2 separate regions of the Mus musculus genome follow, and region 2 is linked to region 1. Evidence: chromatin loops called from intact Hi-C (ENCODE). Cell type or tissue: heart. All regions are shown on one strand. Links, peaks and the distances in the headings refer to the core of each region. The heading gives the core; the rest is flanking DNA.

Region 1 (16,202 bases), core at 2,746-10,745:
TAAAATATCTAACGTGTATGCGATTTCAGTACCTGAAAGAGAGGAGAGAGAATGGTGTAAAAGCAGTATTTGGGGACATCTAGACTGGTGTCTTCTACATGTGACAAAGGAACATGGACCTCTCAGACGCTGGAATTTCAGGAAACTTCTAGTCAGACAAGAGAAGAGTGTCTGTCAGAAGTAGTAGAGGCCATTTCAATTCATAAATATGTTGAAGAAGCTCTCCAGTTGAAACAGACCATTTGACCATGCAGCTGGCTCCGTATGCCACAGAGTTCCACAGCACTGGGCGTTGTGTGAGAGTTCCTGGGCGGGGGACACGCTTGGGGAGGGGCTAGAAATGTTGGGGGGAGAAGAGCATGGGAAACTGTGTCGCTAACATCACTAACTGGAGCCATCTGTCCAATCCGCTCTGAAATCTGCCAGAAATAAGGAGGCCTCGGGGAAGTGGGAAGTAGTAGGTTTGATTATAGTGACTGGAAATCAAAACCAAAGTCTTTTAGGCCATATAGTTAGTAAGAGTTTCGGTCATAATATCAGGTGCTAAAAAGCTGAAAGACCCACTTCCAAAAATAAGATTCTAGAAAGGATAATTTAAAAATTATTTACATGACATTTATTTGCAGGCCATGGGTGTATCTCAGAGGAAGAGCAAATATTCAGCATGTACAAGGCATTAATTATAATGAAATTATTGTAATAAAATAATATGTTTATATTTATTATTATGCAGAGAGACATATTTTCAAAATGTTTATTGAAGAAACAAAAAATGGTAGACACTTCATAGTACACTTAGTAAAATAGGCAATCACAACAACTTTTGCAAGCATGGACACTTAGGCGAACTAACTAACGGCAAGCATATGAATATGAGAGCTATGAGCAATCACACTCAAAAGTAGGGAAAGGTTAACAAGATGGCTCAGTGGGGGAGGGCGCTTGCTGCCAAGCCTGATGACCTCAGTTCAACCCCTGGGACCCACAGGATAAAAGGAGGGAACTCATTCCCCTCAGTTGCTCCTCTGACCTCCGCATGTACGCCATAGCACAGGTCCATGTGCTAGTGCTTGCTCTAGCATGTGAACACTTGCACACCCACTACTATAAACAAACATGTGTGAAAAGTGAAACGCACACATATGTGTGCATCGTGCTCTTTCTTTAAAAGATGTGTTTGTTTCGATATATGGTTGTTGGCTCACATGTGTGACTGTGCATCACATGCATGCAGTGCCCATGGCGGCCAGAAGAGGGCACCGTGTCCCAAGAATTGGAGTGACAGACTGTTGGCCCCCATATAGGTGCTTGGGGTTGAACACAGATCCTCGGAAAAAGAAACCAGTGCTTTTAATTACTGAGCCATCTCTCTAGCCCAGAATCCTGCTTTTTAATTACAGTCATCTGAAATACTGTGAGGAAAAGAAATCTAAACATTTAATGAAAATCATCAAAAACCCTAACAGAAAAAATCACTATGTATGTAGAGGGATATTTGAGAGCACACAGGCAAATACAGTGAATAAATATATTTTTTAAAATTACTTACTTTATTTTTTGAGATTATAATTATTTTCACCTTCCCTTTCCTTTCTCTAAACCCTCTCATGTACCCATCTTACTCTCTTTCAAGTTCACAGCTTCTCTTATCACTGTTGTTACATACACACACACACACATACACATACACACACACACACACACACACACACTCCTAAATATGTAAATACATCCTGCTCAGTCTGTATCATGCTACGTGTGTGTATGATTTTTAAAATGTAAAAAGATAGACATTGGATTATATAACATCCACCCCCACTCCCCCAAAAAGAGTACTGAGATTAAACTTCTCCCCAGCTAAAGGCTGGCAGAGAAGGAACAGCTGGTCCAGATCTCAGTTTCTGAGATCACCATGACAACACAGTAGGCCAAGGTAGGCAAAGAGATCAAGATCACTTCCACCTCCTGGAAGGGCTCAGGTTCTCCCGTGGGTTCTGTTGTAGCTGCTCACTGAGGCTTACGACTTCTGCATAGTAAGCAGCCCGTGGTTCATCTGGGGAGAGCCTGCTGTTGTTTGTTTGTTTGTTTGTTTGCTTGTTTGTTTTTTTCAGACAAATGGGGTAAGCCTGCCTATTTGGGGTGTGTGAAAGATATTAGCAATACCTTTGGGTTAACACAAATCTAAATCCATTTCCCCTGCTTAGTTTGACATATAACGAAAATCGTATTGATCTGGGCACACACTTGTCACACCAGCACTTGGGAGGCTGAGGCACAAAAGTCTTGATGTCAAGACTAGCTGGGGCTACCGGTAGTGAGATGCCTTGTATGAATCAGGCAAACAAGCAGGCAAGCAGTCAATCGATCAATCAATCAATGCATTCTTTTTATAAAGTGGTATCAATACTTCTCAGATTAACTCTTTTGTTTATTTCTCAGTTTAAAAAAAGAAGGCGTCACCATGCCTTAATCACCTAAAATTCTAGCTCAATTTTAATATCATTTTAATATCTGCAAGAAGTGACAAGATACACAAACAGATTTTTTAACATGCTTTTTAAAATGTGCATGGGTATTGTATGTATGTATGTATGGGCAACATGTCTGCTCATGGTGCCTTTGGAGGCCGGGTTCTCTCTGCGAGAGCAGCTGGTGTCCTTACCCTCTGAGCTTTCTCTCTGGGAGCTGCTTCTAAAACTGGGATTTGGGTTGTGGCTGTCCAAGGGCTTTGAGAAAGAGGAACAGTGCATAGAACTTTGTATCTGGCTGGGACCACATTCCCTAATGACCATGAGAGAAAAAAGAGAGTAGGCATGGCTGAAAGATACAACCTCAAGATATCAAAAAGAAATTACTCAGAAGTAATTAGGTAATTTCAGCCACTCTAAACCACTAGACGAGTAAAGACCGTGGAATAAAAGAAACAGAAGCTGGGAGGCTGGGGGACAGGAAGACAGGCATCCGAGGAGGCTACAGAGTCAATCAATAGTAGTTGAGATGGGAACTTGGGGCTCCGTGAAGCCACTAAGTCTCTGAGACTAGGAAAGCAGAGACTCAGGCCTAAGGACAGAAGAATGGGTATGTGGAGAAATCTACCATCCAACTCCTTAATAATTCACACTGAGGCAGGGGAAGCAATAGGGTTGGTTGGCTGGGGGTGGACAGAGACAGGGCCAGGTAGAATGTGATCCCTGTCAGCATGAAAGAAATAGATGGAGACTATGTCTTTGTTTACTATGAACTGGGTTGTATAGAGCAGTGAGGATTTTCTTCAGCCTTTGAGACATATCAGACATTCACCAATATCACAAACACCAAGACAGTGGGAGGCTCCAGGTGCTGTGCCCTAAGAGCTAACTCTTTCTTTCTTCTTAAGATTTATTTATTTATTTATTTATTTATTTATTGAATGTATATGAGTACACTGTAGCTGTCTTCAGACACACCAGCAGAGGGCATCAGATCCCATTACAGATGGTTGTGAGCCACCAAGTGGTTGCTGAAATTGAACTCGGAACCTCTGGAAAAGCAGTCAGTGCTCTTACCCACTGAGCCATTTCTTCAGCCCCCAGCTAACACTTTCTTTACACTGTTTAGAGGCTTGTTGTGCAAAAGGTATGTTTGTTTGCTTGTTTGCTTGTTTTTAAGTTGAAGTTCAACCTTTCTTTGGGGGTCTGCCAAAACCTCTATCTTTTTCACCCCAAGAGATGAGTGGCCTGGCCCTGCTTTCTACCTTGTTTCCCTGACAAAGCAAAGAAACCAGGTAGACACCACAGCTATCTTCTAGAAGGCAAAGGGCAGTTTTGCTATGGTCCATTATCTGAACCATGCTATTGAACGTGGCAGTGATTTTAAACAGGGGCTCCCACCTGGCTTATAGCACATGCTTCGTTTCTTTTGCCATTTCCACTTCAGTGACTGGAGGGAGTGTGTAAGTGAGATTGTAAGGAGCTTTAGCCAGGGAAGATAATTCAAAGTAGCCTGTACTTAATGACCAGTCTAGATTGGTGCTGCTGCAACCCCAAACCTAAGCCATGATACACCCCCAAAGGCCCCCCCACATACACCACGCACCAACACACACACCCTGTATACCCAGAGTCTGCAATGCCTGGAGGCATCTCCAAAGGGTGAGCACAGGCCAAAAATAATAACATAATATAATATAACATAACACAATACAACACAACACAACACAACACAACACAACACAACACAACACAACTGAGTTGACTGGCATGGAAAAGGACCAATCAGAACAAAAGCTGATTTATGTAGGCCAGAATTCAACGTTCTTTTGAGGTTACATTTAGAAGTGGAGACTGAAGAGGGAGATACTCAGCCTGGGAGCCATGTACTAATCTGTAAGAAAGTGTTCCTTTTTTAAAAAGTCATGAAGAGGCACTAGTGTGTATGGGTGTGTAACATGCTGAGCTGAGTGAGTACACAACTGTCCTGCTCGCTTTGATGGCACCTGGAAATATCTGTCATTGCTCTAATCAAGTCTTTCCCAGTAGCAGTTTAATATATTATTAATTTAATTTGGGTATGTGCATTGTTCAATTGCTTGGTATGTTTCAAGAATTTTCTAGCACGGCTAGCTGTGAGTCAGTCCCCTGCCTGTCCTCATTCCCACTGCCAAGGGTCTAGAATTTGACTCATTTCATAACATTGTGTGTTGTCAGGTTTTAGGCAGGTGAAGGATAAACATGAACTTCAGCAATTTGAATATTCTCTCTCTCTCTCCCTCTCTCTCTCTCTCTCTCTCTCTCATTTTTTTTCATTCAATGTAAAATAGTCAAGGAGGGCCTTCCCTGGATCTAGCACAGAGCTGCTCATCATTACATGGTGGTGTGTTGCTCAAAGGGTCAAAGACCAAGAGCTTGAAATCACTAACAGATGTGAACAGGATAATGTGCATCGAGTTGGAAGCAAAAGTGACTCAGATTCCAGAGTTCCTAAGGTCTGAGGCGCTGATCAGATATGGTACTAGCTTTTCCCGGTTGCCCATTGAGCAACCTGAGAAGACCACACCTTCCCTTGAAATAACAATTCCAATGCCTGAGGGCACAAGAATCATGCTGTATGTTTAAAAGGAAAACCTAGGGGTGCAAGAAATGGTTGGTAGAGGGCTGGAGATGTAGCTCAGTGGATGAGTGTCTGCCTGGCTTGTGTAAGGCCTGGGTTGGCTCCTCAGCACTGGGCATGGGGTGGGGTGGGGCAGGACTTGACCCAATAAAGAAATTTTGTAACTAAAATGAACCCCAAGAAGCCTAATCAAGAGGAGTGGAATTTATCATAAAGAAACAATGATAAATGGCAAACGTTCATGAAAAGACCATAACTAACCTACTGTTTTCTGTGCTAACATAAAAATTACAAAATCTTAAAAACCATTTAAAACAAGCAATGGCATCTGAGAAACACTCAGGCAACGAGCACATAGGCCTTGGAGAAAGCTGAGAGCACAAACTGAAACAAACCTGAGAGGCAGCTTCTCTGAACACGCCTCCTACTGTATCCATAGGCTTTCCACCTGCACCCGAGCTCCCTGAAATAACGACACTGAGACTAAAATTATCTATGAATAATTATTCATAAATACTGCCCAGGCCAAAAGCTTTGGCTAACTTCTGTTAGCTCATAGGTCAATCAGCCCACTTATTCTAGTCTAAGTTCTGCCACGTGGTTAATTATCTCTACATCAGCATTCAGGCAAATCTCTTCCCTCACCTCATTTTATCCTAGAAATCTCTCTCCCCACTGGAACTCCTATTTCCTGCCTCAGCCAACAGCCAACAGTATTTTATTGGCAGGTGATGCTTCCACAAGAGAGTCTCTCTACATTCTATGCTTTGCTCTCTCTGTTCCCCGGACCCACATGGTGTAGCCTTATTGCCAATATTTATGCCATTATCCCCTATTACTAAAATTATTCTATCGGATCAAGGACAATCATTTGAGATCATGGTAGAAGACATATCTTTGTTGAGTGGAAGAAAGAAGTTAAAGATCGTGGTATCTGTAGACTATTCTAAATGTATTATGATTCTACCAAATAAGGCATTATACACTCCAAAATTGATTTCCACTCCACATTGGCTCAGGTTGCCAAATGACAGGTGTGAGCTGTGGCAAGCAAGGGAGGATGTGATTGTAAATACAAGGCCAGCATAGGTGAGTTCTAGGCCAACCAGAGCTGCATAGCAAGACACTGTCTGGAGGGGGGAATTATATATGAAAGAGGAGAGATAATATGAGAGAATGCTTATTAATCAGTAGCTAGAGCTGAACTTGAGCTCAAAGCCTGTTTACATCACTTCTAACTACATGACCTGCTTGGAAAAATCTTTGCAGTCTTCCCCAAGTATAAAGTGAGAGCCTTCAGCTAACAAATTTCACAGAGTTGTTTAGTTAAATGTTCAGATAATCATAAGACACTAAGTATTTAGCAAAGAATAGTTATTACTAATGTAATAAGTATATTTGTATAATTCCTTTCTTTCTTTCTTCCTTTCTTTCTCTCTCTCTCTCTCTCTCTCTCTCTCTCTCTCTCTCTCTCTCCCTCCCTCCCTCCCTCCCTTCCTTCCTTCCTTCCTTTTCTAAGTTTACAAAACCCCTGTACCTCCACGTTCTTCTCATTTAATATTTACAAAAACCCTCTTGAGGCCAAGAATATCCCTATCTCATTGATGAGGACACCAAAGAAGAGAGAGATGAGAACTCTTCCTTAACGGTGATTATCTAGAGGTTGCTTCAAAAGCAAGTGAAAACCAAATTACTGGAAAGCCTGGTAAGATTCCCCTTTCTATACCATGATAGAGGCAGCCAAGAACCTAGATTTGGGGAGGCTAATGATGTATGTGATCCCCCTGTACTTCTTCATTTATTAATATATGCATATATATACATATATATATGAATAAATATATATAATACTAAATATTGCTGATCTCTTTTTAAAAGTTTCATGTGTGGGGGTGGCTTACTTCCGCTCCTGCCTGTGCAGCACGTGCATGGAAAGGTTGGAGAGGCCAGAAGAAGGTGTCAGATTCCCCTGGAACTGGAGTTACTGATGGTTGTAAACCAGCATGCGGGTGCTGAGTTGAACTCCGGTCCTCTGAAAGAACAGCCAGAGTTCTTGATCCCTGGGGCGGTCTCTCCAGCTCCTATTTGCCAATCTCTTACCACAAACTGTTTAAGAACTTTGTGACAGTATAAACACCCAGGCCAGAAAAACCCTCAAGAAACGAATCTCTGCTGAGACATACACAGATTATAAAATATTATACATAAAATGCTCTGTAAAAAAAATCTGAAAATACATAGCTTTACAGTTGCTTCATACTCCATTCGTCTAAAAAGTTCGCTCTCAGTCACCTTTCAAGCCCTACTAAGCTTGAGCGCCACTCCTCTTGCAGAGACACCACTTAGTGGAAACAAAAATTCACAAATGTGGGCGGGACTTGGTCGGAGGAATGACTGCGGAACTAAAGTTCCCGGTGGTTGTGGTTCTCGGTGGGAAGCCAATTGAAAGGACCGGTAGTGGAAAGCTCTGAAGTCGTTTCCGGCCACCTCAGCGGGAAGCGGAGACGCCAGCGGCTAGCTGTTGGGGACCTCAGCCGGAGGTGTAACTGGCCGCCGCCGGAGAAGAAGGGACAGTGACTGAGGCGGCCTGGTCTCCGTAGCCAGGGAAGATGGTGCTGCTGACGATGATCGCCCGTGTGGCGGACGGCCTTCCGCTGGCCGCCTCGATGCAGGAGGACGAGCAGGTAAGCTGCTGCCGGAGCCCCGAGCTCGCCCTGCTCCCGGCTAGTGAGACCCTAGCGACCTCACAGACTCCTTCCCCCTCTTCTCGAGAGCTCTTTTACCGTTTGCTCGTGAAAAGACTACCTGTGAGAAGAAATCCTTGTGGAAGGAGTTAGAGTTATGGTGGTAACTGTTCCTCTCTACACAGAAGCCCCGGAGAAAGCTTATCCAGGTTTAATTTGATCACCCAGTTTGTGATGACTTTTTAGGGACCTTCTTAGAATTTAGGACTTTTCTTTTGGGCTGCTGTTAAGGCTGCTGACTAATATATCTGGGGAAGACCAACCCTTGGTTTCTTCACCTCGCTTTCCTGTAGCTCTTGATCCTTGACCTAGCTCGATGACATATTTTGATAGAGGATGAGGTAATATTGCCACTTACAAAGTTGTCAAGGTTCAGTAAAGTGCCTACTTTCACGGCTATGCCTGATTTTCTCCTGCTCTCATAAAGTATATTATTCAGATGAGCCCAAGAATATGATCCGGACAAAGGAGATTGGGGGCTGGGAGTCTTAGAGAACACTTCCTTTGAAAAATATTTTCCCCGTGAGGGGTATCAGTGGGGTAGAGATGGGCAGAATCTGATCAGTTGCACTGAAGTCTAATGGAGGAGAGGGACCAAAGTGGGTCTGAAATGCTACTCAATATCAGTGGGCCCCTACTCTCTGCTTTGAAATTTTTCTGAAAAAAATTCATGGATTCTTTCTTAATTTTAAACTTGGTATTTATTTGATATTGGTCTGCCAATATTGGTTTGTTTCATTGATGAGAAGTTCTCCACAGAAGTGTTTTGTTTTGTTTTTCTGGTTGTGATTTATCATTTCCCTTTATTAATTTTGATTTTAAATAATAAGCCTTTCTGAACCTTCAATGTCTGCAGAAGCATCGGTCTCAGACTCTTGTTTTACCATCATGATAGTAGACAGAACGTCACACACAGCCTCATATAGAACAGCACTGTCCTGAGAGTGCTAGGGGTGCTATTTCTCTGGCCCTCCTCATACCACCCATGTCAGAGTGTGTGCTCTTATTGCCCTTCACAGGGGCTCTTAGGCTTAAAGTCACACTGCTAACAAGTAGGGTAATGGAATGTGCCCAGGGTTGTTGGTGGTGCTGGTGCTGGTATGGTGCTTTGCTTTGCTTTGGGGGTTGGTCTGTTTTTATCAGGGACTGTTCCCATTTGGAGCTGGTTGATACTTTGTTGGGAGAGACTGTCCTGTGCCTTGTAGGGCGTCTATCCTTGGCCTCTACTTCCAGACGGCAGTAGCAAAAGTTCCTTTAGGGACAAAATCAGGCCTGGTTGAGAATTGCCAGTTTCAGTAATCAGTATTTTATTAAGTAAGCTATTGTTTTTAAAATCAGTATCAGTTTGGCTCTAGACCAGAACCTTCGTTCCTAATCATTATTCTGTACTGTCTTGTTTAAGACTTTTCAACCACGTAGTCACTTCTTACTAATGGAGAAATAACTTTTTTTTTTAGAAAATTGGGACAATTTCTAGATAGAGCTTGCCTTGAACTGACCCCACTGTCTTAGCCTTTTGAATGCTAGAGTTACAGGTGTAGACCACCACACCAAACTCAGAAATTGCATTTAAGACATAGATTATCTTGACCAAATAGTCGTATATTAAGTACTCTAATTGTCTAAGCCAAAGTAATGCATATACTTTTAACTATTTGTACTGATACAACTTGAGTTATTTTTAGATATTTACTAGGAGCCAGCCCCTGTGTAAGCTCTTAACTGCCTTATTACTGAAGATGACTGGTATTCAGCTAAGACAGGAAGGAGAGTAACATTCACATATAATATAGACAGTGTTTTATACAGTGTTGACTGCTTACCTAGTAATTTAGGCTTAGGACAGGTAGAGAAACAACCTTCTCTTTGAAATCCCAGACTTGCTAACTGATAATCTTGTCCCTTTCCTACTCTTTCTTTTCTTTTTTTCTTTTCCCTATAATGACGTTTTTCCTTTGCACTTTCTTCTATCTACCTCTCTGTTCTGTCTGAAAAGTATTGTATTTGCGCTGTGCAGCCGAGCCGCCTTGCACCCTTATCACGTCAGGGCGGTTACTATAATTCCCTGTAGAGGAAAATGGCTGCCTCTTGATTCTTGGTCCAACTGGCCTTTGACCGGCTGAGTCCATCAAGGATTTATCAATGATAAGACCTAGCTAAACATTCTTGGAAAATGCTAGTGATCTTTGGCAATATTGAGGTAAGAAGTGGGCAATAATGGAAAGGGGACTCTGATGCACCTTCATGAGGTCATCCATCATCCATGATGTCCATGATGGGGTGGAACTTGGCTGTCTAATCTCTCACCCGTGCCTGTTAAGTAAACTTGGTATACTCATTGGTTTGTAAAACAAAAACAAAACTGAAACATTCTTAGAAAGGTGAAGGGTGATATTTGATAGCACTAGTTGTCCACTAGGCCTAGGCAAGATGGGAAAAGTCCTGAGGTTCTGAGGAAAGCATTGTCTTGTACCTTTTGTAATATAGAGGTGGATAATCTTGTTTGCCTCATGGCCAATCCAGCTGTTCTCCCTCTCTTCGTTATTGGATCACTAACATATCCTGTGGAGTGGACCGAGGTTTGCTCTCTGTGTGAAGTGGAAAGCACAAGCAGGGCATCTAAGTATTTTTGCTGAGCTAAGGGACTGTGAGCCCTTTGTGACTTTGACATTGAAAGCTGTGTCTGTCTGTAAAGCACTGGTTAGGTTGTTTTTGTCGGATCTTCCTTAGTTCTCACACAGCTCCGTGAGCTTTTCCTGTGAATTACATGATTGACAAGACTTTGTTTAGAAGGTGGATCTACTGTTGAAACACTTTTAATCATGGAAGTGGAATGTCACAGTGCTTGAAGAGGGGCTATATGTGGTCAGATTATCTAGGCCAAATCCTAGCTCTTCCCTTTCTAGCCCCATAGTGTCCTTGGCAAAATTTGGTTTCTAAAATAGAATATTGGCATAATAATTCTAAGCACCTCCTAGAGTAAGTATAATGATTGTGAGCTAAAGTATGTAAAGTGTTGAAATTAGTCCCTGCACAGAAAATGAGTATTAACTTTGTTTATTTTTGAAGTGTTTTTCTGAATTCTAGCCTGTCTTTAAATTTACAAACCAGAATTGCACGTAGTACTCTTTGTGCAGAGATGGAGTGAGCAGGGGTGGGTGAATGATTTTATACTACAGGATTTACCCATGCCATTTAGAAAGGTTGGAAACTTACATAACCGAAAGTCCAAGATGCTAATCATGCTTATTTTCAGTAAATCTTTACTCAAGATATTCTCATAATCTTCCCCTCCCCCTCTCTCCCCCTCCCTGTGTGTGTGTAAAATTAATGTGTTATATTTAAGACCAACTTAATTTTTCCATTTAACAGTTGTATATGTTGAACATTGTCTCACACCATTAAATATTTTAATGGCTGCCTAATAGTCTATTATGTGAATATGCCAAAAAAATCATTATTTAGCCAAGACGGTTTTGTTCTTAGGAATGATAATGCCTGCTGAACCAGCATTAGTGTTGGCTGTCATACTATAATCTATGTAGATTTGTCCCAGTGCATGCCATTACCTTTCTTCCTTAGCACATTCTGAAATTGTAGCATGCTTCCAACCATTTTATCTTATAATTGATATGACTTAGTTTTGTTCTCTCAGGCTGTAGTAATACTTACATTATACCTTGTGAGGTTGGAAGGGTTGTGTTAATCTTGATTTGATTGGCAAGGTTGTGGTTTTGTTTTTGTTTGTTTGTGGATTGCGTTTTCTTCAGCTTTACCTTTGAGGTAAGGTATTCATCTGCTTTTAGCAATTGAAAACAGTTGTTTTATTGATTTAGGAATGGAGATTGCACGTAAGTATTTTTTAAGATCCCTACATGATTCCAGTGTGAAGCCAGGGTTGACAATCATATATATTGATCTTCATTATCACTTTATAACACTTCCAGCATTAGTTGGGCACATGTGCTGTTGTGGGTTCAGATCTCTTCATACCATATAATGGCATGGTGAAGCAACTAGATTGATAAATATCATTCACATGTCAAAATAGGATATTGTGCATTACTTCTTAGTGACTGAAAGCATGTGACAATATTTACAAACATGTACTTACTGACCAGTCATGGGTAGATGCATGCATGCATGCATACTGCTTAATATAATAATGCCAATATAATGTTATAAGGTAATAGTTATTATAAGGTAATGTTTAATGTATGAATTGATATAATATCCACATACATACATACATACATTGACACAAAAACATTTTCTCAAATGAATAACATTATAACAGATCATTGCCATAACAACAATGCTAAACAAGATAAATGGTCCACAGTTATTCATTGAGTGTACTCTGCCTGACTCTCTTGGCTTACATTACTTCATTACTTCATTTCTTTTTGAATTTCAGGTTGTCATTTTTCTGTCTCTGTACCTTTGCATACCTGCCATGTTCTAACTGCCTCCTCCTTTGTGCTGTCAGCTCAGTAGTGTCTTGTCTAGAAGTTTAATATTTCATGGTGTGCTTCCACAAAGTTAGACCCCAGACCCAGACTCTGGGAAAACTATTATAAGCACTTTTACTTCGGTGTAAAGAGATCTCTGCCAAAGGAAGGCTAGTCTATCTTTCAATACAAAATAAATAATTCTATAAATGGAATAATTTGGGCTTTCTGTTAAATGGCAGTGTGTGTAAACTGGGTGACTTACAAACAACAAAAAACACTGAGAAGTCCAAGATGACAAGGTTAGCGGATTTGGTGTCTGCTTCTCATTCATAGATAGCAACTCTGTGAGTCTTTGTGAGGTACAGGGGCCAATCTAACTTTCTGGAATTTCATACAGGGACATCACCCTCAACCATTAGCACTCCATCATCATGACTGAGCATCTCCCAAAGGCTGCACTTCCTTCCATCAGCTTGGTGGTGAAATGCCATAAGCTTACAGGTCTGGGCAGTAGAGACCTTCAGGCCATCGCTAGCAGGGCGTCCTCCTCTCTTTCTCAGGGACAGGGTGGATTAGCAATGTGTGTTGTTTCTCAGTCTCATGTACTGCCTTTCTCCTTTGAATCTAGTAGGTTAGTAAGGTATGGTGTTTATCCTTTTAAAATGATGCGACTATAGAATACCCCCTCCTCTTCTTTTTAATAAATTGTTCAGGGAAATACATCCTAACCATTTGAGTGTTGGCCTTTTTGTCCAGATCCCTCTTTATTCCAGCTTGCTACCTACACTGGAGAACTGGATAGAGTGATGTAATAAAGGATAGCTGCCCATTTTGCCTCACTAGCTGCAGGGCCAGCGTTCATGGGGTTTTCAAGCACAGGCACGCACATACAGTCTTAGTTAAATGCTCTTCCACTTTGTGGAAGGTTCTGTTGATAATCCAGCATTTAAAAAGAATGAGTTCTCAGAACTCTCTCTGGAGTGTGTGCAGGATGGTGCTATGAGATATCTAATGGTAAAAAGCACACCAAATACTTTGCATATAGTTGACATGCACAGGTTTTCTTCTTGGCACTTACATATTGGGATCTTGGAAATACTAAGAGTTAGGGTTTCTCATTTGTTCTAAAAGTAAGACGTTTTATTTTTCTTTATTGAAATGAATCTTAATAACTGCTAAATAAAGGACCTTATTTACCTAATATTCTTGTGATATCATGATCCTTCTAACTGATATAGCTTTGTGTGATGTGTGTTAAATTTTCCAATGAAGCTATCTTTTTTCAGTCAGGCCGGGACCTTCAACAGTATCAGAGTCAGGCTAAGCAACTCTTTCGAAAGTTGAATGAGCAGTCCCCTACCCGATGTACCTTGGAAGCAGGAGCCATGACTTTTCAGTGAGTATAGCTCTGATTTTGTGTGTGTGTGTGTGTGTTCATTTAAATTTGTACTACATTTATGTAATACCTTGTAAGAATATCACAGTAGGGGCTGGAAAGATGGCTTACTTACTCTTCTTGTAGCGGACCTCCGGTTCAGTTCCCGGAACCTATACAATCACTTGTATTTCTAGCTTTAAGGCATCTGATACCCTCTTCTAGCCTTCAAGGTTACCTCAACTCATAAATATAACGCCCCTCCCATATAGACACATATACTCTATTTTTAAATGTGTGTTTAAAAATAAATGAACATACCCATAGTTTTTAAATCCTTAAAAAAAAAAAAAAAGTAGTGTGTTGTTTCCTTGTGTGATACTGGGGGGATGGGGGGAAGTGCCAGAAGACAACCTCAGATGTCATCCTCAGGCAACATCCACCTTTCTCTTTTTTCTTTTCACAGCCGTCTCTCTCTCACACTGGCCTGGAACTTGAAAGTAGGCTAAGCTAGCTGGCCAGTGAGCCCCGGGGATCCCTGCCTGTCTCCTTCTCCAGTGCTGGGATTATAAATGTGTGTCATTACACATGAAACTTTTTTTTAATATTTATATATATGTCTGTTTGTTTATTTTATGTGAGCACGCTGTCCCTGTCTTCAGACACACCAGAGGAGGGCATCTGATCCCATTGCAGATGGTTGTGAGCCACCATGTGGTTGTTAGGAATTGAACTCAGGACCTCTGGAAGAGCAGTCAGTGCTCTAAACCACCAAGCCATCTCTCCAGCTCCCCCTGGAATCTCTTAAAAACACATTCTAGGGCTTAAACATGGGCCTTCAAGCTCGCAAGGCATGTAGTTTACTGATTAAGTGATCTCTCCAGCCCAGGATAGTAACAGTTTCTTAAACGTAAATATAGCTTTAAAACTACAATTTGTTCATAGAAACACTTTTTCTGCCTCTATTTCTAGAACACCAAAATTTTAATTTTTTTTTTAAGTTAACATGCCTACAGTAATTTAACTTGTTAACCTGTGCCCATTCTATACCTGTTATGCAGTAATCGATAACTTCATGCTTTAGGAACATCCTGGAGGCAGACACAAATAGGCTATTACTCCTGCTCAAAGGCTTACTAACAGTGGTACAGACCAAGTCATATAACATCTCCAAGCTGTGGTTTTCTCTTCAAAGGATTTCTCAACAAGGATTTTAAGGCGATACATACGTATTTAGCATCTTGCTTTATACATTGGGGATAGACAATAAGTATTTAAAACTGTAAGAGGATTTTAAAGCATCTAAGTCAGTGGCTATAGAAGTGGTGGGTTTCTGTTTGGTTTTCATTACTGGGGATTGAACCCAGTGCCTTCATGCAAGTGCCCTAGCGCTGAATGATATCCTCAGACACTCATGGCGATGGACTGTGCACAAAGGTAATAGAGGGATGGAAGGCACAGTACTGCTTGTCTCAGGGCTGTACCAGAAGACCTTCAGGTGCAAATTAAGGGTGGAAGGACAGTCCATCACAGCAGGAGAGTGGATGGACAGTCCATCACAGGAGAGTCATGCTGGGAAGGGCTTGAGCTAGCTGGTCCTGTTGTATCTGTGGTCGGGAGCAGAAAGGAATAGTGCTGCTCAGCTCGCCTCATCAGTCCTGGATGTCAGTCCATCTCAGTCAACTCAGTGCAGAGACTCCCTCAAAGATGTGCTCAGGGACTCTCCTGGGCAGTTCTAGGTCCTGCCAAATTGCCAGTCAGTATTGACCATCACAGGAACTTTATTGGACTTTTAATTATCTACAGATGATTGTTGTTAAATAATAGCATGCCAAGTTGAATCTTTAAAAACAGAAAAGGCTGAAAAGGAAAGATGTTATAGGAAAACCACAGCAAAAGAAAACAGGACCAACTAAGCAAGCTTCGCTGTGTCAGCAGCCTGGTGATGAGGCCTGTGAGGACCAAGAGGAGCCGCTTGTTTTAACTGAAAACCAAAAAACCAATAGCACTGTAAAACAAAAGTGCTTCAGCTTATCAGCAAGTATCCTTTAAAAAGAAAATGGTAGACACGTTTTGTAAGGTAGTTACATACTATCTAAGGCATGTTTTTTTAGGTACTTTGATTTAAACACCAAAAAATATAACCATTCGGCCATATGAGGTAGTGTGCACCTGTAGTCTAAGCTCTTCTGGAGGCTAAGGCAGGAGATCCTCGAGAACTTAGCCAAAAGAGTGTGTGTGTGTGTGTGTGTGTGTGTGTGTGTGTGTGTGTGTGTGTGTGTTTAGTTATATGATACAGTTATCTTCCATACCCACAGGTTCTGCCTTTGTGGAAACCATGTCTGTAACCAAGAACCATGCACTGAGAATATTTTTTAAAATTTAAAAAGTATCTACATGAAACACATGTCGGGTTTCTGGGACTTTTTTTCTAATCATTATTCCCTAAACAATATAACAGCTATTTATAAACCATTTATATTTTATTAGGTATTGAAGATGATTTGATATCTACAGAAAGATCTGTATGGGTTTTATGCA
Region 2 (16,202 bases), core at 2,879-10,878, 130 kb before region 1:
TATAGCACGTTCACCTTCATTTACTCCCTCGACACAGATGTGTTAAGCACTAAGTAGCAGATACTATGTTGGAGAAAGGAATGCTGCATAGGACAAAGTAACTCCTCTTGAAGATTCTGCAGAGCTTGGGTTTGGTGACTACATGGTAAATATGAAAGAAGGAGTGGAGAGTCCTGTCGCTTAGCAGTTCCTATGCAGTAACACAGGAAACCATGTAGAGAACTGGTGACTGTTACTTTATATCAACTAGAAAGAGTTTCTCCAACTAGAGAGAAGTTCCTCTTGAGACAGTATCTGAATGGACATCGGAAGGAGAAGTAGCCAGCTAGTCGGAAAGAAACAGAACCCAAGCTAGGCAGACAGAAGAGCTGATGGCAAGTGAGCCTGGGAAAGGAAAGGCCTATATGCCCAGAAGGACGCATCCCGGGAGAAAGCCACTGTGAGCTGCCTGTGTAATGTTTCATTTTCTCATAGCTTCACTGAATAAAAGTGAAAAAAAAAAGTGAACTTAATTTTGACAATTTGTCTAAGCAAATATTTCTAAAACATTTAAAACATTACAATGAGGTCAATATAAAAATAAGATTTTTATTTGAGGTCTATTTTATACTCAGAGCACATTTCAACTCAGACTTGCCACATTTCGAGTTTGAAAGAAGGGGGACACAGGCTGGTGGCCGGCCTTATTAGAACACGCTAGACAAAGGGGAGGGGACCAGTGTGACGGGAGGCACAGCCCGGGACCTAACCTCCTGTACAGCAGGGATAGTCAGGCTGGATTCATCTAAACTGGGTAAGAGTGGTCTGCGGTGTTTTATGGTCTTACATTTTGGTTACGGTTTTGGTGCTGCTGAGTGTTGAACCCAGGGCCTTCTGTAGCTATGTTCCCAGCCCTGACTGCGGTGTTTTCTAACAGAAGAGCAATCCGATTTACGTTTTTAGAAGCTCACTGCAGTCGCTCAGTGGTGATGGACAGTTCCCCGGCAGAAGAGAGATTATCAAGAATGCAGGTGGAAAGTGGCTGGATTATAAAGATAGCAGTGGTAGAGATAAGTGGATGAGTCTGGTACAGCTAATATGATGCTGCTCCAGACAACGGGAGGCTGGAGAAGCAAGGTGGATGACTCCCAGAAATACTTGAGACATTTGTTGTGGTGAATACAAGAAGTCTCCCCTGAAGCAATGTGGATTATGTCACACACATACCACAAGAGATGACTGAAATAGATCTTACAATTCAAACAGACAAACAAAACTGTCAGTGATTAATGGAAAAGCTGTGTCTATAAGACCTGGCTTTCTGTTTGCTTGGTGTAAAATCACTCTCTAGTAACCTTATGCTACAAATTAGAAATCTCATCCACAGCAAGCACAATGGAAGACACAACTCTGGGGCTGGAGATAGAGCTGAGCTGTAAGGGCATGTTTACCTAGCATGTCCAAGACCGCAGGCTCAGTCCCTAATCTCTAGTGCTGGGTATCAGGGAACAGTTTCAACATTAAACCGGCAGGAAGACAGTGCTATTTATTCGCTTTAAATCAGAGTCCTCAGAGCTCTGAAGGGAGCAACAAACTAGCCAGCCGCCCCAATTCTACTTCACATACAAGGAAACAGAAAGCTATAAAAGGTAGGCTAAGCTATTCAAGGCACAAAAAAAAAAAAAAAAAAAAAAAAGGCAAGAATTATCCAGAGAAAACTAAATTGCAGTTGGTGATGCAGCTTTTATTCCTATAAACCCAGGGCTCCCCATAATGTTAGGAACATTTTAGGGATCAAAGGCTTGTGCTTAATGACTAAGACCAATAAAAACAAAACCAAATTAAAATTAGGCCTGACTCCTACCTATCCAATGTTCTAATACTTTAGCAGCTGTCTTAGAAGCAAGATCATTTACTTGTGTATGTGTATATATACATACATGTTTATATTCACATATACATCATTCCTCTACCTATGCATACATAAACACGAGGGCACATAAATGGCAACTCTAAAGCCAAAGAATGCCACAGGCAAGGAATCTGCATCTCATGTGAACCATCTCAACATGAGTCACAGGAAACCTCAGATTCTGTAAATGACTTACTTAAAACATGAGAGGTCTTCATTTCTCCTTTCTTCATAATTTATTCTTTTATTGCAGAGAAAATGCCTTTTCAGAGACCCCCAAAGGGCACTTACTATGTTCTTCTGGATCAGGAATGTGCACTAAGCTCTTGTAAAGTACCAAACACACAAGCTTATGGAATCCCGGACAACCTACAGAGCTCGAGATCAGTGGTCCTTAGTTTAGTAGCATCAGGGTCACTCCCAGACGCTTGGCTTCTAAGGCCATGACTTAAGCATGATGTTCTTTCAGATTAATCGTTTTCAGGTCAGAGTTGGTATGCACGCTTTATCAATCTGGAAAGGAAAGCAGAGCCCAGGCCCAGTGCCGCACAAGGCTAAAAAGCAGAGTTCTTACCTCTGATTAACAGCACTTTCCTGGCATGTTCCTTCCCTTACAATAGTGAGTCACAGATCTCAAACTGCTATCATTTCTATCCTGTTGTTAATCATCAGAGACAAACAAGAACCATCAGCTAGCATAAAATTAAAGGCCCAGCCTACAACTATTATCTAATGTCTACATTTTTCAAAGGGTCTGATCCGCCTAAATAAATGACTAAGGTATTAAATGGGACAAATTCACCATAGTCCCCAAACAGAAGACCTTGACATTGTAAGGTATGAGGCAAAGGTGTGCTCTTTGAATTCAGATACAAAGGAGTCTGGTAGCTCAGAGCTCTTTGTGAACTGCTGTTTACTAAGGGACCACACCCCCCTATCATAGCTTTTCTATCTCAGAGCTGGACAATAAAGAAGGAAATTATTACCCAGCAAGACCTCAAACCTTCCTGCAGATAACCTGAAGAGCCTGGGTCTTTGGGTCTTTCAAGCGTAAAGTCCACAGAAGGCAAATAAGTGATTTGCATATATCAGTAAGCAAGACAAATATACTGTTGCTGTTTACCTCAATATAAGGAAGGAGAAGCGGGCGTGGGGTTGGAAGAGAAGCAAAGCTCTCCGGAAGAATCTTCAGGCTGGTAGTTAATACACACACAAAGGGTTAAGTGGGAGATTAAACAAAAGAATCAAAATGACTAACAGAACGGTCCGCCAGGTTTCCTTCCTATTGCAGGATTTTTTTTTTGCTTTTAAGGCTCTTGTATCTACCAGCCAAAAAAGAAAACTACCCAAACCTCACATTTATTATTCTTTGTTCATGTGCTCAGAGAAACTGGTAAAAGCCGGTCTGCCCTTGTTTCACCTGGCTGTGGTTTGACCGAACACCATAACAGCCCTTAAGGAGATTAAAAATCAATCAGATTTAACCAATTAGATTAAGGTCCAGAATAAAATAGGTATTTGGTTCACACACTTTGAACACAGTATAACTATTTTCCCTTGCATCTGTAGTTATTGGAGAAAACATAGTAACTAAAACTCTTTCTTGGAGCTCAGGGCTGTTTTTCTCTCACCTCCCAATGCTGTACACTTCACACAGTAAAGAACGAAGTTATGTGACAACAGAGCGGTACTATCCCACTGATGTAAAGCTCTAACCTTCACAGTTACTGTAACAAAGGGACTTGATCTGAGGGTACAATTATCATGGTTTACACACTCATTCAGTTTTCTTTATGGAAACCCCGAAAATCCTCCTGGAATCCTTGGATACAGAAAGTGGGTTCTTGATTTAAAATAGGTTAAGGTGATACGCTTCAGGCAGTGCAATTAAATGTACAGAATGAAAAGGTCTTGGCAGAAACGGGTGAGGGAACTTTGGCTCAGCAAGCCTCTTATTTAAACAAACTTTCCAACACTCTTAATGAGGGCTGTTCTTGAAAATCCTTCCCAACTCCAAAGCTGGCTGATTCCAGGCAAATTACCAAAAGATTTTTTTAAATTAAATATGGAGTAAGGAAAATCTTGTTGTCCATGGAATCTTCAGGTCTTCAACTTGCTGCAGTATTAGCCACAATTGAGAGAAGAAAATATATTAGTTCCCCATGGTGACTAGCCTAGTTTCAGATATTAAATTGAGATTTATATAAGTGTTCAATTTATAGTATCTATGTATGGTTACAGAAACACTGTTTGAGCCAAACATATCAGTGGGGATCCATTGTAAAAAAAGAAGTACCCAAGTGCTGGGCATATACAATGCTTAACATTTCACACAAATGAAAGTACTGATTTTTTTTTTTTTTTTTTTTTTTTACTTTTTGATAACACTTTCATCTGTGCTGATTCTGATAATTTTGCATAAACTTTAAAAACATTTCTTGCACTTTCTGCTAAAGTTCTTATTGGTATACAAAGTTTACATGCAGCCTAAGTATGCCTCAAAAATCTCACTTAATTGTAATCTCAACTTCATTCATTACCAGACTGTAAGTTTCTGGACCCCTGTTGCCTGAGAACTAAGCTTCCCTAGTGACTTCTAGACTGTCCACCTTAGCAGTGAGTGGTACCTCTACAGAATCAACGTGCCAGGATATTTAACAAAGTTAACTGAATCTAGCATTTAGTGTTGCTTTAGAAATGAAGGAGTACCAGGTCCCGGTAAATAGCTGAACTTAAAAGGGTGCTGTGAAGTGAGTATTTCATTGAGTAGATGTGAACAACTTAAATTAAGTGAACTGCCATTCTCCAGTTATTAAGAAAGTCGAGAGTAGGTTGAGTGAATCCTTCCTTAACAAAGGAAGAAAAAGCTGTCTGTGCAGTTTTCAGCTTAACTTCATGAGTGACAACATTTGAATCGCTAAGTATTTTCCACGAACAAGTCACCATTAGCTCTGAGATGACCATTAATTATAACAAACACTGCCCAGATGTTCTTTCTAATGCTTTCCTGATGGGCTAATAGTTTCCACTCTATGTGCTAACCATTTTGAGGCATCTGAGGGATGAAAAGCTTAAAGCTCCAGGGTGAACTTGCCAGGAACCTAACTCTAACTCTCTTACTGAAAGGCAATGGAAGAATATCATTCACAAATCTAAAAACAAAAACCAGCAACAATCAAGGGGTGGTGTGGGAGGACAGTTTCCGATGCCAAAAGTAAGACTTCTTTCTGCAGAAAAAGAACCTTTATCTTTTGTTACATATAATTCTGACAATAGGAATTGTTAAACTGATACTGTTTAAAAGGCTTCTGAAAAGTAATTTATGTAAGTGTAAATCACATTTACTAAGGTGCATAAGCAAAAAGTATAGCTGAAATAAGCTCAACAATTAATTTTTTTCAAGCCTAGACCACTTACTATCCTGGAGCTAAACAAACCATGGGAAACCTGTGGACGGCTCATGAGAAAAGCACTATAGGTAGCCATTGTGTATACCTGGAACCCGATCGGCAAATACTCATCACAGAGATCATCCCACAGCTCCTGTCCGTCTGAAATCTCCCAAGGATAGCTCACAGGCGTCCTGTAAAGGGGTTTCAAAGGCCTGTTAAGGAAACTGGAACTAACTCCGTTTGTCAGGATATGGCCAGGCTTGGCTCCAGGTAGGATGGATTTCACTGGAATAGGAAGCTTGCTCCCTCTGGGACTCTGAATGGGCTTATAATCAAGACCTTTAATCATGCTAAGAGCTAGCTCCAGTTTGTGGTTACACAAATGCTGTGGAGCCTGTTCGTCAGAACAGTAGTCACACTTTACAAGTTCTTTCGCACTTCTCTCCGTTTCCTCGTCTTTCTGTTGTGGAGGACTAGCCTGGACACTAGCATCCAGAGACTCCACGGAGGAACCTGGTGTCCCTTCCTCCATGCTTTCTCCATCCGGGGGTACTTTTGTGCTTGCTAAGTCTGGTGGCCCAACCTCTGACAATGCCGGTTCTTCAGTGCAAATGCTGGTAGACCACCTGCTAGAGGGGGCATAAGAAATACTTCGGGCCACTTTTCGAGGCACCTTACAAATGGCTTCATAGTCGGAATCCGCAACCCGCAGAGCTGCACAACCGCGACATCTCCTGGGTCGGTTTCCGGGCCCTTCGGAAGCATGACAGCTGTGTGAGTCGTTAATCTGATCCTCATTTTCTACCCAACACTCAAATCCCGAATAGGCAAAGTCTTCTTGGAGCAGCGCAGCGTACCTCATATCTGGCAAGCCGGAAATGTCTACTGTCCCACTCCCCGCCTTGTTCTCCTCGCCAGAGTCATCATTATTCTTCCGATACATACTGGCAATGCAGAACTTGAGGCGATCCTTTTCCAGGAGCAGCTTCTGTAAGCGCTCAAGAGAAAGGGCTTCGATCCTGGCAATGACAGTATCGAATCGATAGATGCGATCGAGCATGAAAGCGCACTTGCTACAAGCAAACTCGGCTTTGCCATCACGAGAGACATCTTTGCCTAGGACGTGCGAAAGCAGAACCTGGAGGTTGAGCTTGGACGCGGTATGAAAGATCCAACGCCGCTGGTTTCCACACAGCTCCCGGGCACAGATCCTGCAAATCTCTTTCATCTTCACTCCTGGAGGGTGCGGAACTTCTCTGGAGCGGCCAAAGCTGCGGGTTGCTCACCGGCTCTGGGATGCGGTCCTCTTCCCACCTTGATGGTCTGGGGCTGGCATGGCCCAGTCCCAGGTCCTCACTGGGCAGGGGCACACCTCAGCGTGCGCAGACTCTGGGTACCACAAGACCAGCCCCGCCCCTCGGGCAGGGGGCGGGCGCGGGCGCAACACCGATTGGGATGCTGAGTGACAGGGTACGAGCTGCGCGAGGTCGCTGCCAGGGCCCCCACAGCTGTCTCTCCCGCGGGCTGCCTCGTCCTCCACGTCCTCCGGGGCGGGCAGTCTAGGCTCTGGGACAGTAAAGTCGGCTCAGAGCTGACGCAAAGCCCGGGAGATGAAGCATCAGATTTCAAGATGGCGCCGGGATAGGCGGTCTCCCCAAGCCTCCTCTGGGAGATGTAGTCCGACCGCTGCGGCTCCGCGCATGCGGGCTGGCGAGTACCTCCCCTCGCCTCCAATCCATTCTCGCCTGCTAGCCCGGTAAAGCGGACTTTGCTCGGAGGGGGAGAATGCAAAGTGAGATATAAGGCCAACGCCTGGCTGGTTTACTCTGATAAGATCTCACCAAATACACTCCCCAATCCTTTCAGGGAATCTCTCTCCTCTGCTGGATGCCTTGAGGCTCCTCCCAGAGGAGAAAGCCCAGTCCCCTCCCTGTCTGTCTACGGTCAGTGCCACGTACACTGGATGTGGCCTGGCGGTGCCACTAGGTACCGCTGCGCCACCGCCTTCTGACGCCGCCCCACCTCCTCTCCTAACTCTGACTCTGGGGTCAGAAGTTCCCAAGCTGCAGATATGTTTGGGGAGAACCTGATAAGTAGAGGAGGCAGGTTGAAAGAGTTTGCCGACACCAAACTAAGGTTGGACCTTACTTACTACTGGATTGATACAAGAAAGGAGACTAGTGTTTCTATCAATGTCACGTGATGTGTGGATAAGCAGGCCTAGGTGTTTTGTCCTTTTCTGAAAGTGGGAAATGGACCTGTATAATGCAGGCACCTGAGAGTCCAGTAAACACCAGGTGACTGGATCTGATCAAGATTTTAAAGCTAACAAGAGAATGGGCTTTGTCAAGCTTCAGGCCTCCTGAGAGAGTATCACGAATTCTCTTTCAGGTTCTGGTAGACAACTTCTGTTGGAAATGGAAGAAGGGAGACAGACACTTCTTTGAAAGTGTTTTCAATTCAAGTACTTCAGAATTAGGGCTGGAAATTCACTGGCATAGTTAGTACCTGGTTTTACTATTATACAACTAAGTCTTCCGATCCTTTCCTATAGAACTTCACCCACATAAGAGAACCTGGAGCAGCAACTGGATGAGATGCAGGTATCACAAACTGTTGCCAGTAAGAAATTCACTTCCTGGCTTTAGAGGCAAGTACCAGAGGAGGAACAGCATCTCCAGGAATCCCTTGAACTTCCTCCAGGGCAGGAACTCTGGGTCCCTAACTAATGACTTTTAGATTCAAAAACTGTGGGGCTAGGGCTATCGTGATCGTTCTAATCACCTAAACAAAATCCTGTAGCTTTGTATGCCAAATAGCTTTGCATATATAATTTCATCTAAAGACACAGATTCCGATCCTCTAAGCCAGACCATAAAATGGGACTCCAAGTAAAAACCGCTGCGTTTTTTTTAAATCCTTAAATGATGTGAGCTTGAAAGTCAAAAGAAACTGAGCATCTGTCTTTGAAATCTACAACAGTCTATTAAAGACAGAGTTTCTGAACTCACTATGACAGATGGACAGGCAGAGAGCACCCTACTTCCTCCTACATAAACTACTCCAAAATTACCCTGAAAAATCGATAGTGAGCTTTCACAGCAGAGCCAGCCTTCGCATGATCATTGGTGTTTAAAATAACTTGATCCTAGTCAAAAGATTGTGCTGCCTCGATAACAAAGCTTGAAGCTTAAATGAAATTTAAAAGAAACATTACAATAAGCTTAACATTTTATGACCCTTATCATCATCTTCATCACAGTTTGTAGTTAACAGTAGCTCCTTTAAGAAAGGAAACAAAATGGGGTAGAAGGAACAAGATGAAGATATTTTATTCTCTATGCTATGAACCATTTGAATTTAGGCCAAGAACTATTCAGGTCTCACCTTTAATTTTTATTTCATAGAATTTAAAAAAATTTAGATTTAAAATATTGTAAATGAATGTTTTACCTGCATATATGTATGTGCACTACAAGTGTGTGTGTGTGCTGGCTGCCCCAGGAGTTCAGAAGAGGGAGTTGGTTTCCCGGAACAACAGTTCCAAATGGTTATGAGCACCATATGGGTTCTGGGAGCTCAACCCAGGTCCTTGCAAAAGCAGTAAGTAGTTGAGTCACCTCTCTAGCCCTAATCTTTAAATGTAAGAAAGATCCCACAGGTAAAACCAAAGGCTGTGTCAATTTAACATCTCAGGTTCTGCTTAGACCTAAGCCATAAAGCTTGACACTGAAGGGAAATGCTGGTTAGCTTGCATGATGTACATACAATATGGGCGACTTAATATGAACAAAGGTTCAACTAGGGATGTATAAATTAATAATAATGGTTATATCTTGGAGAGTAAAATGGATATTTATGTTCATTTTCCATCATTTGGATTCTATAGTTCTTTTTTAACAATAAATATACAACACTTTGTGATTTAAAGAATACTTCTTTAAAGCAAGGTAGGATGCCAGGCTTGGTGGCACATACCTTTAATCCCAGCACTCAGAAGGCAGAGACAGGCAGATCTCTGTGGACTTGAGTCTACATTTCAAGTTCTAGGTCAGTCAGGGCTACATAGAGAGATCCTGTCTTAAACAAAGTAAGATAAACATGTTTTTACATAGTTGTGCAACACTGTCCAGCAAAGAAAAAGAATTGGCTCTGATGTGTGCTTCATACATGAATCTCAAAAACATGGTAATGAAAAAAGCCATATACAAACAAAACATTTTGTGTAAAATGTAATTGTTTCAATCATTTGAAGTAAAAAAAAAATAGGAAAAATACATCTATTGTGGTGGAGGTTAGAAACAATTTCAGGATTAAAGGGTGAAAATTTAATTTCAAAGAAAAATGTGTTGACTAGTTTTATGTCAACTTGGTACAATCTAGAGTTATCAGAGAGGAGGGATCCTCAAGAGAAAATGCCTCCTTAAGATCTGGCCATAGGCAAGCCTGTGGGCTGTGACTCTATGGAGGTCAAATGACTCTTTCACAGGGATCACCCAAGGCCATCAGAAAACACAAATATTTACATTATGATTTGTAAAGGCAGCAAAATTACAGTTTTGGAGTAGCAACAAAAATAATTTTATGGTTGGAGCTCACCACAACATGAGGCATTGTAGTAAAGTGTTGCCACATTAGGAAGGTTGAGAACCACTGCTGTAGGGCATGTTCTTAGTGATTCATGGGGGAGGGCCTATTTATGGGTGGTGTCATCCCTGGGCTGGTGATCCTGGGTTGGAAGAATGGGGGATAGACTTGAACTAGCATGAGGGGTCACGGACACCACAAGAAGACCTACAGAGTCCACTAGCCTCAGCCCATGGGGGCTCACAGAGATGAAACAGAGCATGCAGGGGCTGGATCTAGGCCCCCTACACATTTGTAGCATCTGCAGCTTGGTCTTCATGTGGGTGCCCTAACCATTGGAGGGGAGACTGTCTCTTGATTCTGTTGCCTGCCATTGGATCTCTTCCCCTAACTGGACTGCCTGGTTGGACCTCAGTGGAGGAGATGCACTTAATCCTGCTACTACTTGATGTCCCAGGGTAGGGTGGTACCCAAGGGAGTCTTCCCCTTCTCTAAGAAGAAAAGAAGGGGGTAGTGGGGTGGGGATTTGTAAGGGTGGAACTGGGAGGACAGGGAGCATGGGGGTCCAGATAGGGATGTAAAGTGAATAAATAAATTAACAAAAAACAAAAAAGAAAGAAAAGAAAGCTAAGATACCACGTGGAGCAAGCCAGCAAACAGCACTCCTCCATGGCCTCTGCATCAGTTCCTGACTCTAGGTTCCTGCCCTGGCTGCCTTCAGTGATGAACAGAGATGGGGGAGTATAAGCCAAATAAAAGTTTGCTTTTGGTCATGGTGGTTTATCACAGCAATAGGAACCCTAACTAAGACAGAGGACAAGACAGTTTTCTGGGGCAGTAAAGAGTTTCTGTGCCATGTCTTGAATGATGCACACATGAGTTTGTGCAGGTTCCAAAGCTCATGAAATTGAGCACTTAGAGTTGTAGATTTGATGATAGTATATGGTAGTAAAATGAAAAAGATATATTTTTTTTCAGCTATGCATTGCCTAAATATTTTTAAACCTTTTAACAGAAAACCATCTCTTTAGCACAGAATAGCTTTGGACATTGGGGAGATAAAATACAGTTTGGAAGACATTCTATAAATGGCTCAGTCACAAATTTTGAAAAAAAAATAGTTCTTGTTTAATATGAATTTTAGAAAACAATTTCATATACATATGCATCCCATACATTTATGACTGAAGCAATATATGTAATTAAGATGAGACCAAGGATTTTTGTGATTTGATATAGGATGATTACCACTAAAATTTATAGAAGACACATAATAGAAAATTAGAGAGTGGGTTTCCTAGTATTCAGTTTTAAGTACATTGTCAAAGGGCGATATCAGTAGTTTGTTCGACAACAAACTGGGAGGGATGGTTCATGCCTACAATCCTAGCAGGTAGGAGATAATGTCAAGAAGATGAGTTCAAGGCAGTCTTCAGCTACATAGTGAGTTGGAGGCTAGCCTTGACTGCATTAAAATCCTGTCTCCAAAAAAGAAAGAATGAATTAAAATAACTGATGAACACATTCATTACAACTTAGTAACTTAGTAGTTACTACTTAGAGGACTAACCTTAGGTGAAATCACTTACATCTGTCTGGGTCTTAGATCCCTAAGGAACAATATCGTCAGAAGCTATCTAGGAAAGACTAAAGCATCCAAATGAGTTTCCTGGAGATGGCTCACCATTTTCCATGGCCTTCAATGGGTGAGCTCTAGGATGCAAGGTCACCAGGGACCTCATCATCCTAGGATTGCTCCTTGCTGCCAATATGCCATTGCCATCACTATTACATAGTCTAATGATTCCTGGGCATTAGCCCACCCTATGGAGCAAATTTCCTACAGAGCCAATATGAAGACATACTTTCATATAGTAATGCTGTGTAGATAAATTGATGATTTCTTAAATTTCTAAATTTGTACAAGTAACTTCAAACCTGCTATAGAATAAAGCTGCAAATAGAGCTCTGTAAACCTTCATGTGTCACAGGCTAATTGTACTAGGACAAGAAAGCAGGCATGAGGGCTGGAGAGATGGCTCAGAGGGTAAGAACACTGACTGATCTTCTGAAGGTCCTGAGTTCAAATCCCAGAAACCACATGGTGGCTCACAACCATGAGATCTGACACCCTCTTCTGGTGTGTCAGAAGACAGTACTTACACATAATAATAAATAAATTGTTGGGCCTGAGCAAGCCGAGTTGACCCGAGCAAGCGGGGCCAACAAAAGTGAGAAGAGGTCCTAAAATTCAATTCCCAACAACCACATGAAGGCTCATCTGTACAGATACAGTGTACCCATATACATAAAATAAATAAATAAAATCGAGAGAGAGAGAGAGAGAGAGAGAGAGAGAGAGAGAGAGAGAGAGAGAGAGAGAGAGAGAGAGAGAGAGAGGAAGGAAGGAAGGAAAGAAGGAAGAAAGAAAGAAAGAAAGGAAGAAAGAAAGAAAGCAGGCATGAAACAAATTTGCGATCAAGAAGAAGGTGGGGTCCAAGGATGAAGCCACAGGTGTGCACTATGATAAAGCAAGGCCATGTGAAACTGTTGCTTTGGACTTATAAAGTGCCTATAGAATGAAACACTACTTTGAACTTACTATCAACATCCTTCTGTAACATGTAAATTTATAAAGAACTTTTGTCTAAGAAGGTAAAGAAAGGCTAGAAAAGAAGGTGAGAAGAGTGTGGAAAAAGAGTGTGGCATCTTGGACTCTGCTCCATCTACCAAATGTATGTATGTATGTATGTATGTATGTATGTATGTATGTATGTATGCATGCATGTATGTATGTATGTATGTACACTTAAAAGTTAAAAGAGTTTAGAGTTTCCTGCTGGAAATTCTTGCTAGCCCCAGATAACTAAGTTTAATTCCGACAGTAGTACTGACCCCATAAATCGCCTGTCACTGTTGTGGGAGGGGGGCATCTGCTATCAGCATGACCCCTATAGCCAATGCCATAATACCCCCTTTTGCAACCTGCCTCTGTACCCTCTGATGCCAACTCTAGCTTTAAAATGAAGTTTTAAAATAGAAACAACAGTTTCACACTTTAGTATCCATCAGATATATGGGTGTGGGGGTAGGTGGTATTAAAATACAGATCAGATTGCTTGGACCTAACCCTTGTTTGTATTCAGTAAGTAGATCTGGGGTGGGGCCTGAGAATTTGCATTCCTAACAAATTCCTAGATCTTGCTGCTCTTGGTGCTGCTGCTGACTTCTGAGAGCTGTGCTTTGAAAATCACCAAACTTAAAAAAAAAAAAAAAAGATAAAGAAAAAGAAAATCACCAAACTAGAACTACCCTAAATTGAATTCAGGAAAACAAAACAAAACAAAACAAAACACCTTCAGTAAAAAGATCAGAAGTTCTATGGGGGCTGGAGACATGGCTCAGCGTTAAGAGCACTTACTGCTCTTGGAGAGGACCCCAGTTCAGTTCCCAGCACCCATATGATGGCTCACAACCTTCTGTAACCTCAGTTCCAGGAAACCTGATGCTCTCTTCTGCTCCCATCGGCACTGCACACATGTAGTGCATAGATACACACGCAGGCAAAAGACACATACACATAAAATAATTTTTCAAAAGACAAAAAGGTCAGAAGTCATATAGGTTAATGGAAAACATCTATCAAAAATAATAAAATTATTTTTATTATTAAAATTATAAAATTAATGTTTAATTTAAAAGAAAAAACAAATTATACCCCAGTCAGGGATGGCAGCTCATGGCAGTGTGTTATCCTTGCACTCATGAGGTTGGGGCAGGAAGACAGGCACTGGTTAAAAGCCAGCCTGGGGTTACATTGTGAGTTCTAGGCCAGCCTGGGCTACAGGGGGCAACCCTGTCTCAAAAAAAATTATAAAAAGGGGGGGGGGAGGAACGGAGGGGGAGGAGAGACAGAGAGACAGACAGAGACAGAGTGGTGAACAAGTATTCTTGTATTAGGGTTTTGTTCGTTTTGTTTTGTTATGGGTACCTTTCTCTTTTATCTATTAGAGAACTGAGAGGTTTCTTTTGGAACCAGTGTCACTTTGAATCCACTGTGTGGCAATAGAGCTGTGGTGTTTCTAATCTCTAATTTTGGCTTAGGAGGGAGTTTCCAAAGAAAGGAGAAGTGGGAAACCCCCATGTTCCAAGCCAGCTGAACTGGGTTTCACTGGGTAACTATTCTAATTACTAAAAGCTCTGCCCCACCCCCAAATGATTCAGGGATATAAGATGAAACAAACAAACAAACAAACAAAAGAAATGTGATGTTTCCAAGGAAAGCCACAAAAGTTAGGCTTTGTGACAACACACAAACTGGTGCATGGCCTCCAGGTGCTAGAAATAAGAAACAACAGTGCTTCCCACCACTAATGTAGCAGCGGGAAACTCAGACTTTATAAGAAACAAAGGTGCTTTCCACCACTAATGTAGCATTTGGAAACTCAGACTTTCAAAGCAGGAGACTTCCAGTCTGTCTACAGATTGCAGGCATGCATGCTAGCATTCCTAACTAAGAGAAATAAGTTTCTCTTGTTTTTAAACTACCAGTGTAGCTTTTTGTTACAGCACTATAAATGGTCTAAGACAGCACTTAGATCATTATCTTTCCAGATATAAGTAAACAGCCATTGAATGAAAAAACCAGTGTCTCCCCTTTTTGTCTCCATTTACTTAAATCATTTTCATGCTTTACAGACCAAAATTTTGGCTGCTTACCATGGTCCAAAATGGTTCCTCCTTTCTATATTACCTTACGTTTTCCCTGCATAAGTGATTTTCATAGGTGATAACTTGTGAGAGACAAAGACTATCCCTCATACAGGCTGTGTTTCTCTTCAATTGTCAGAGCCCTCAGCATTCCATGTAGATCCTGCTGATGACACTGTATGGAACCCCACTCTCTACCTCCTCTGCAGCTCCAAGTATCAGAGCTATGGCTGCTTTTGCCGAGGTCTTGTGCCTGAGACCTGTTACTAATGAAGGTTATGACTGGGAGCGGATAATGCTGAGTGAGGGTTTTTATATGAGTCTCCAGTTCAGCATTCATCAGCTTAACAAGAGGAACTAAAAGCTTCTCAAAAGAAGAAGAAGAAGAAGAAGAAGAAGAAGAAGAAGAAGGAGGAGGAGGAGGAGGAGGAGGAGGAGGAGGAGGAGGAGGAGGAGGAGGAGGAGGAGGAGGAGGAGGAGGAGGAGGAGGAGGAGGGAAGGAAGGAAGGAAGGAAGGAAGGAAGGAAGGAAGGAAGGAAGGAAAGAAAGAAAGAAAGAAAGAAAGAAAGAAAGAAAGAAAGAAAGAAAGAAAGAAAGAAAGAAAGAAAGAAAGAAAAAAGCGCAAACCTCCTTATATGAAGTTGTCTGGTGTTGCCTAGGCTACAAATCCCTGTAAGGGTTTCCTTCTCCGTGAGCATTCAGAACACATTCTTGCATTAGCCTCCACGTCAGATCTCTCCATGGAAACCCTGGAATGTTTACTATTTTAGGAAATATGTCTGACTGTAAGCAGTGCTGTTTACATTAGTGCAAAAGAGACATGAATGTAAAAGCTTGAGTATCTTCGGATCTGAGTGGGAAGGTCCTGTTTGATTAGTTAGCATCCCTCCCCAGTTCTGTTGCTCTGTGCCCACAAGGAAATCCTGTGCCTACAGTTTGTTTAGCTGTTATTAAAGAAAATATGGGGAAAATACAAAGTAAGAATTCTTTCCGATCTCTGTTTGCAAGTACACAATTTCCCTGCTTCCACAGTCCCTAGTTCTGGTTTTTTGTTTTTGTTTTTGTTTTTGTTTTTGTTTTTGTTTTTGTTTTTTTCAAAGGTTTGGAATGAAGTATCTCCTGTTCTGTAAGAAAAAAATATCAATAGCTGGAATGGCTATCAGATTTCCCCTGTGCTATTGCTCCCTTCACTGAGGAAAAGAAAGGGGCCCTTTAACTGTCTTAACTTTCCCAACTGTCCAGGGAAACAGGTGGGTGAGGTGCAGCAGCTACTGGGTACCCAGGCTCTAAGCGGCCCTGAAGGAACACCCAGAAGGACTACAGGCAAACCCGGAGGGGTACCATACTGGCTTGCTACATTTATAGAATTATAAAATCTTTGAATAAAGTTAATAGATTATCTAATAGAAGCTCATAAATATTGTGCTAAATAATTTTACTAAATAGATGTCATGGGACAGAAAGGAAAAACAGCTAAAATGTTAGTAAGATTAATGTAATCAAATAATAAGATGCAGAAGCCCCTGTCTTTTTTTTTTCTTTTCAAATTTATTTTATGTGTGTGAATGCTCTGTCTGCATGTACACCTGTGTGCCAGAAAAGAGCATCAGATCCCATTACAG

The links. A loop is a pair of places that touch in the nucleus more often than their neighbours do. Peaks named below come from ENCODE experiments on the same cell type or tissue, not always from the same donor. Only the 100,000 strongest peaks of a DNase experiment are listed, where the experiment ranks them.
Region 2: it touches region 1 in a loop (2.5-fold over the local background); 5 of 42 quality-filtered maps call a loop at or near these places.

The regions. Positions count from the first base shown.
Region 1 is chr3:97,893,649-97,909,850 of GRCm38, forward strand. It overlaps Sec22b (SEC22 homolog B, vesicle trafficking protein), which reads left to right and starts at 7,579. Exons shown (of 5, transcript NM_011342.4): 1 at 7,579-7,772; 2 at 13,573-13,682. The coding sequence starts at 7,698. In heart, for the core only: no CTCF peak of the experiment used is centred there; a DNase peak (open chromatin) is centred at 7,543; H3K4me3 peaks cover 2,287 bases; H3K27ac peaks cover 1,413 bases.
Region 2 is chr3:97,761,088-97,777,289 of GRCm38, forward strand. The region is part of intron 8 of Pde4dip (phosphodiesterase 4D interacting protein (myomegalin)); the gene reads right to left. Among named protein-coding and RNA genes, the nearest start is that of Gm46816, 21 kb to the left of the region's middle. In heart, for the core only: a CTCF peak has its summit at 7,267; DNase peaks (open chromatin) are centred at 6,004 and 6,934; H3K4me3 peaks cover 2,481 bases; H3K27ac peaks cover 1,874 bases.